Regions from separate parts of the Homo sapiens genome. Here region 2 is linked to region 1. A link is a loop called in an ENCODE intact Hi-C map of the cell type or tissue named here. Cell type or tissue: IMR-90. All regions are shown on one strand.

What was found. Hi-C counts contacts between places; a loop is a spot of excess contacts. Peaks named below come from ENCODE experiments on the same cell type or tissue, not always from the same donor. Only the 100,000 strongest peaks of a DNase experiment are listed, where the experiment ranks them.
Region 2: it touches region 1 in a loop (14-fold over the local background); 1 of 110 quality-filtered maps calls a loop at or near these places.

Annotation. Positions count from the first base shown.
Region 1 is chr5:123,156,801-123,160,800 of GRCh38, forward strand. It overlaps PRDM6 (PR/SET domain 6), which reads left to right. Exons shown (of 8, transcript NM_001136239.4): 5 at 2,714-2,838. Among named protein-coding and RNA genes, the nearest start is that of PRDM6-AS1, 68 kb to the left of the region's middle. RefSeq lists a silencer at 1,108-1,327. In IMR-90, a CTCF peak has its summit at 1,658; DNase peaks (open chromatin) are centred at 291, 1,121 and 1,581; H3K27ac peaks cover 157 bases; H3K27me3 peaks cover 473 bases.
Region 2 is chr5:123,609,229-123,613,228 of GRCh38, forward strand. All of the region lies in intron 13 of CSNK1G3 (casein kinase 1 gamma 3), which reads left to right. Among named protein-coding and RNA genes, the nearest start is that of CSNK1G3, 99 kb to the left of the region's middle. In IMR-90, a CTCF peak has its summit at 2,066 (motif pointing left); a DNase peak (open chromatin) is centred at 2,063.

The DNA.
Region 1 (4,000 bases):
TAGTGCTAAGGAAGGCTGGAGTGGAGATGAGAGGGCAAAAACAAATCAAATAGGAAAAAAGCCCCACCACTAAGCCTTCTTCTCTCAAAATCCCTCGAAAACGTGTGCTATATAAATATATGACCTCAGTTATAAACAGCCGTGTTCTCTTTAGAATCAGAAGCAACTGTTTAGCTTTATTAGGCACCACAGACACATCAAAGCAGAGGGCTCTGTGCTCAGCAACTTGGAGTCCTGCCTATGGCTATTTATTTTCCTTTCCTTTTTTTTTTTTTTTAAACGAAGCTTAAGTTTTTTCTTTTTAACTTTCTTCCCCTTGTTGGTTAAAGGCTGCACAAATTTGGCTTGCTCTCTGAGGTCTTCAATTAAAAAAAATGTGGGCAGTATGTGACTCACCGCCTTGGTTTTCAGTGCAGTTTTATTTCATTAAATAACAGTTTAAATGAAGTAGCACAAGACAGTATTTCATTACACTGCTGTATGTGGGCTTTATTCACCTTTATTACAGCTGCATTTCTGTTGTGAGGTTTTTTATAAAACTCTGAGCTAGAAAATTAGTGAAGATTGTACTTGTCCACTTAGTAAGAGATAGTTTGGTTCTGTAATGGGTACCCAGGGAGCTATAGAGGCAAATTCTGAATTTGGGAAAACAAGAACCCCCTAAGAGGAAGGTGGGCACGGGTAAGTCATTGCCTATCTGTCAATATTAAGTGGGTTTTTTACAACTCCCCCTTTCATGACGGCGCTTACACTATGAGCTCTCTCTGCCGATCTGTTTTCGATTACTTCAGATCTTTACAAAATGAAATACAAAAGCCCAATTTTAAAAACTGGCATTCATCACCAGTGACCACGTCCAAGAGTAAGAAAATAGAAAAGTTGGACCCTGAAGAGCCAGGCTAATTTTTATTGTACATGAATGTCCTCTTCACAAAAAGTCAGCTGGTTTAAATTCATTCTGTTATGATTTGTAATATCTAAATGGAATTTTCTTCAAAGCACACTTGATTGATTGACCCTTAGCTGAACGTTTTGTTTTTATTTTGAGGCTGACAATAATGTTTATTGGCATGTGTTCCACTTCAACTGCGTTGGGACGCCATGAAGCTATCTTTATGAGTCATCCAACCACAATACTAAATACATGTCAGCAAAGGAAATATTATCTGAAAAGGGAAAAATCCCTTTGATGTGCTTCAACATGCAGAGATTTCTGCGAGTTTTGGAAGCTCTGCCCACTTGTAAGGAATGGTGTACGCTTACACATTTTTTTCCGCCTTTCGGCCTATTCGGTGCCTCAGAAGACCACCCATTGCTCGAAAACAGTTCTGCTCTTTCAGCAGCAAAGTGTGTCATTTGGTTTTAGCACATTCATTTGCTGGGCGCAGTGTTTATATTAAGGGAAGCCAAACCGAGAGATGAAATGTTGCAAGGGTGAAGTACAAAGTAGACTCAATTTTTCTCAAGTTAGAAGATGCCAGTGATTTATAGCTCAGCTCCAATTTTGATTTTTTTATGTAGCAGTGGAAAGAATTAATAAAATGCAGAGCTCTTGGAGATGCAGAGGGAGGAAGGGTAGCAAGAGCTAGGCAACTGGCTGGAGTTTTTGTCAGATATTCATAGAATGTTGGGAAAAACATTCTGCTTAGCTAGCAGTGCCCTCATGAGACAGAATGGCAGCAAGTAAGGAAAATAACAAGATAAATGAAATTTTTGCAGCTGCAAGTACAATATTGAGAATCTGCACTTTTTTATTGATCTTTATGATCCTATTGCCAAGAGCCACTTTGTGGTGACAAAATATGTTGACAAGTGCATATCTCACTGCCATGAAAAATGTGGAGAAGCATTCGCCTTATGTCTGCAGTGTTATACAAGGAACAAATTGCCCTGCTACAGCCAATTCCTTACAGAAAGGAGAAATTTAAGGCCCACCAACCCTACACACTTTTATCTTGAACTTGAGGTTCATATTTGTAATAGCAGTTCTTCATTGAGAAAACCAGTCTCAGTCTCCTCATTTTTTTAATCTGTAGGTTTTTTTTTTACAGTACCAAAGCTATTATAAAAAATGTTCATTTTTCAGTACCTTCACTGTATCGTTTCAGAGTGTAATCTTTCAGCCAGAGTAAAGTGCTCCTCTTGTATTTATTGAATTTCCATCCATTTCACATCAGAGGGTTTTTCTCTTCTCCTGTATCAAACTTTAGAAGAGCAGTGGAGAAGATTTTTATTTCCCTGAGTCCTTATATCACAAAGCTGCTTAATTTTATTACAAATTTTGGAATTCCCAATGCCAAGTTGCAATAATACATTTAATGCTTTTCCTTCAAATAAGAAATCAATAGTATTTATATATGAGGTTGGGGCACCAGTGTCTTTGCAATTTTCCAGGAGGGAATTTTCTCATTAGTGTGAGATGAAATTTTTTTAAAATTAATTCTTCCTTTCTGATGTCTCCTGGGCTAAATATCTGTCTCTTCAGCCAGTTCATTCTAGGGAGGGTCATTGTGGAAATAAATTGAATGCTGTTTATCACACTGAGTTACAGACTCTAATTGGTTGCTGGGGACAATCAGTTGGATGTAAATTTATTACAAACAGAAACTGTTTAGATGGAGCTGCGTAGAACTTTTTCAGGGCAATAAAAATATGGATGGGGGCACATGAGTCCTATGTATTACTAAGCTGGGTTTTCTTTTGTTTTGAATAGGTCGAATATATTCTACCGAGCCTGTATAGATATCCCTAGGGGCACCGAGCTTCTGGTGTGGTACAATGACAGCTATACGTCTTTCTTTGGGATCCCCTTACAATGCATTGCCCAGGATGAAAACTGTAAGAATTTATTTTAGCTCTGAATTCACATTTCAATATACCTATTTCAAAGCTAACTTTTTAAGAGCTTTTTTTGAAACTCATGAAACGTGGTTCACTGTAATAAGTAACACAAACATATACAAGTCTATTCCATCGTTTTCTTTTCCCTGCATGTCATCTGCTTTCTCTAGGGCATCTTAACCTGTATGGGCCAGTCCTTCACTTATCAACAACTTCAAAGCCTTTGCCAGAATTTTAAATAATAGTTGAAGCAAGTTAAGTCAGCTGGTATTCACTGAGTACCTACTATGTGTCTGGTTCTATGCTTGCCACCTTAGGGATTACAAGAGCAGTGTAAGATTCACCTTCTGCTCTGAAGGGATGTACAGTCCTGTGGGAGCCACACTGTATGCAAAAATGAAGTAATAAGAAAGCAATGACATTTAATCAGGGGTAACACCCCTTTAGTTGATTGGGTGTGCTTCCTCCTACATAGTCATTTGCATGAGAAATAATATTTAAAATGGTAGATATGTGACTGAGGAATTTGTGTCTTTCTAAATTTTTTGTCTAAAACCATGTCTGGAAACATGTAATTTTCTCCTATCTTTATTACCGTGCCAACCATTATCTTTAAAAGAATTAACATCTAGGCAAATGTGAACTTGCAGCAACTTTCATGTAAACTTTATATTTCTGCTCTATCAGTTATTTGAAAAGTATTTTAAAGTGATTTCGTATTTGGAACAGAATTAGGTTATTCTGATATGCTTCAGTGAGAAACACTGGTTTCAGTGATATTGTGTTTTCTTGTCACCACATTGACTAATTTGTGAGCTGATAGTTTGATGTTATGCTACAAAAAGAAACAAAGATAACAGATATCTTTTGATAATGGATAAGAAACTTCATTTTGAAAAAAGTGGGTTTTTAAAATTTTCTTCTCCACTTTCTAACACATGCACTCACACAAAAACTGCAATTTAAAAACGCTCATATTATGACTGATCAAAATGCTGATCGTCAGATATTTCTTTCCCATTTTGTCTTTAATTTCTTTGTAAAAAGAAAAATCGTCAAAAAGCCTATTACTATCAACTTTCCTTTTCTATTTTACCCTAACCCCAAAACCAATCTCAAATCAAAAAATAAATCTTTGCACATACAGTACATTCCTCTG
Region 2 (4,000 bases), 450 kb after region 1:
ATGTGGTTTTAAGCCAAGAAACAATATGATCAGGTTGATCCTTAGGAAAATTAATTTGGCAGCAGTTATGAGGCTTATGTCACTTCCTGGGGTTCAGCAGATTGCAGAAAATGGTTTAAAAATATAAATTAAGTTTTCCTATGAAACTAGATGGATAATTTCTATTTTGGGTTAGTATTCTCTAGTAAACAAACTATTCCTTAAAAAATGTTTTAAGATTATAGTATTGGACCATTTGTTTAGTTTCTATAATACTAAGTGTTCAGGACTTTGATAGTCTCTAGAACTGTAAAGATAAGTAAAGAATAATTTATTTCCTCAAGAGATCAGTTCAGTGAGGAAGAGAGAGGTATAAAAATTATAATACAAAGTGACAGAGACTGTATAACTCTTTTGGGAGAGAGCAAATGGATTTTAAGTGGAAAGAAGAGCATGTGCAAAGATACTGAGGTAAGAAATCCCACGTGGTGTGTTCTGGGAATGACAAGGAGATTTTTGCTTTTTCTTACTTTTCCCTTCCTTCCATTCATAGTATAGGCCACCTGGGAAGGAAGCCTAATGGAGAATGAGACTAAGAGGAGGGTGGAAATAGGTTGGGAACAAAATTCTTGAAGAGCTCTGTGAACTTAATGCTTTAGTCAATGGAGAATCATTGATGAGATTTGAGAGGAAAAGGGCATGGCATATTTATGATGGGGGCAATTTGGATGGCAGATTGGAGAGAGGAGAGACTTAGACTGGGAAGTCCTTTAAAAGGTGCTTAGCAGTGGTGGAGGCAAGTTGAAAAGTTCAGAACTCAGCCAACATGAGAAAATGGGAAAATTTTGAAAGTCATTTCAGACTTAAGGGACTAGTTGCAAGTGGATAGGGAGGAAGAAATTGGAGATGAAGATGGGCCTGCAGGCTTTTGGTTGGAGTAATTTTGTAGATGATCTTGTTCTCTGATCTAAACTCTTCTTGCTTAGCTAAATGGTTCCTCGTTTTTTCTTTAAATCAAGAGATCCAGAGATATGAAATTACACTTCAGGTTTAAACCTTAAGGGGAAATATTCTTTGTCAAAGAATTAAAGATTAGATGCCATAAAATATACTTTCTGTACACTCATCAACCCAGGTCAGGAGAAACTAGGTTCTGGAGTCCTACGTGGTTAGTTCTAGGAGGTACCAACAGTCTCTCAACCAAAGGATGAGCAATGAGTCATCTTAGAAGGGATAAATAAGAACATCATATCCAGATAGGGAAACATGCTTCAGTTTCTGGGTGGATTTGAGAGAAGGAAGTATATACAAATATATGAAGAAAAAGGCAATGAACAAAGGAGAAATGGTGGTGCGGTGTCAATAGCACAAGCCTGTATGTGTTTTAGGACTTTGATCCATTTTGATTGCCTGTTTGTTGCCTAATTGTATTTAAAGAAACTAAGGTTGTTTCTAAAGTTCATCATAAGTAGGACTTAACATATATTCCCAAAGAATTTTAGAGTAGAGATGTAGCTTCACATTTTGAGAGGCTGAGGTGGAAGGATTGCTTGAGCTCAGGAGTTTGAGACCAGCCTGGGCAACATAGTGAGATGTTGTCTCCACTAAAAATAATGAAAAAAAAATTTACCAGCTCGGCGCCTGTAGTCCCAGCTACTCAGGAGGCTGAAGTGGGAGGACCACTATTAAATAAGTACTAACTTTGTGCCAGTTTGTTGGGCTATAACTGTGAGCAGTCCTTTATGAAGCTTAAATTCTAGTGCAAAGGCAGATAATAAATAAATAAAATAATTTCAAAGTAGGAGTAAGTTATTACAGAAAAATAAAACAATAGTGTGCTCAAGTGGCTACATGGGAGCAGCACTGTTTCAGATTAAGTGCTGGGGAAGAGGAAGCAATTGAGATGAGACCTGATTTCTTAATCTCTAAGACTATAAATTAGCTGTTTCGGTAATTACTTTTATCTTAAGAAATAAGCCATAAGGTTAAAACATCAATTTACTTCCTAACTTCTGTAAGTATATCGTATTTTGAGAACCTCTCTCTTGTCTATTTGGATGCATTTGTATCACATAAGGCAATGCTGTCCTCTGGTGGTAGTAACTTTAATAGCATGCCAGCTTTACTTTTGCAAATCTTTATAAGGACGTTCTTTATTTAGTGGGAATTATTTAAAATAGATGTCCTTTTTAGATTGTGTTTGAATTTAAGGGCCATTAGAATTTATTTGAAAATCTTATTTAGTCTCAAATAAATGCTTGGCGTAGTTCAGTAAAACACTGTTGAAGGAAAGATTACTTAAGTGTAAAGAACTCAACTCTCAGAACTCAACTCTCAGAACTCTCAGTACTGGAAATACAAACTAAGCAAAGTAAATTGCTGATACAAGTGTAGAAAATTTGGGACTTTGTCTTGTTCATCAAAATGTGTATTACATTAAATTGCCCATTTCAAAGGGCTAATACAACTTTAGAAAATTTTGAAAGAATCTACTTTGGAATTTGAAAGGATAGTGTTTAAGAATAGTGAACATTATTAAAGGAATTTTATATCAAACAATAAATTTCCATTGAAATATGGCCATATTCTTAAATTTAATATTCTAAGTATTTGGTCTGTCACTTCTAAATACCTATTTTTATGTCTTGCTTTCTGCTATTTGGATATTTTTCTGCTCTTTTCTAAGTCTTAAATTTAAAGGTTCATTTGGAGTAAAGGATTTTATCTTTTAGAAAGTAATTGAGATTTGAGAAATATTAGGTAGCTGACAGTTAAAAATAAATTTGACTTATTTTTTTAAATCCAGATCAAATCTCTTACATGTGTAGTCTTGTTGTACTGTGGCAGCTCTTCTCTAGGCTCTTGACTGGGTAATCCATTTCAGTTCTTTCTGCTAGTCACCTCCATGAGAGTAAAGTTGATAAACATTCATCATTACATATATTTCTAGTTGAATCTTTATCAGCTGGTCCACAATTTTAAATTATTTACATTCCACGGTCTAGTCGGTGTTTACTGTTTGGTTTACTTAAAAAAATGCAGTTGTGTAATTTGGTTTGCAGTACCCTCATAGTAGTTTCATAATTATGGCAGAAATCACAATAAATAATTTAAAATTATTTTTGACTAAAGATAATGTGGGTAGAGAGATTATGTAATTTAACTGGACAGTGTAGATTTCTGTTTACATTTATTTCACAGAAGTATATAAAACATACCTAGTAGTTATTTTATATTCTGTAATCTTTTGCCGGGTGGGACACTTGAAGCTATTTTTTTTTTTTTTTTGGAACAGAGTCTCACTCTGTCGCCCAGGCTGGAGTGCAATGGCGCGACCTTGGCTCACTGCAACCTCCGCCTCCTGGGTTCAAGTGATTCTCCTGCCTCAGCCTCCTGAGTAGCTGGGATTACAGGTGCCTGTCACCACGCCTGGCTAATTTTTGTATTTTTAGTAGAGACAGGGTTTTACCATGTTGGTCAGGCTGGTCTTGAACTCCTGACCTTGTGATCTGCCCACCTTGGCCTCCCAAAGTGCTGGGATTACACGCATGAGCCACCCCTCCTGGCCAAAACTATTCTTCTATGAATATAGATTAGTAAGAATTATAGAAACATCTTTATAAGGGCATATTATACACAGTCTGAATTGGCAGCTCTCGATGATGAAATCACCATGTATATAAATATACTTTGCTTTTATTACAAAATATGATTTATAAACATGCCCACATACCCACAGAGGACTTCAGTGGAAACCAGGGATACTCAACCATGCTTGCCTGCGCCAAAAGTAAATTCAACCTTAGGAAGGGGTTGACTGTTTAAAGGTTAAAAGAAAAGGTGCCTAACTATATGTAGTGTCTGTCATGTTGTATATTTTAATAGACTCTTTTATGTCTGGAAGGGGAAAATGCCATACCTTCATGCCTTTATTTGAAGGATTGTGAGGCATTTAAGATAGATGTGTATTTAATTTTTTTCTTTTTTTTTTTTGGTGGGAGCAGATCAGTGATTTTTTCAG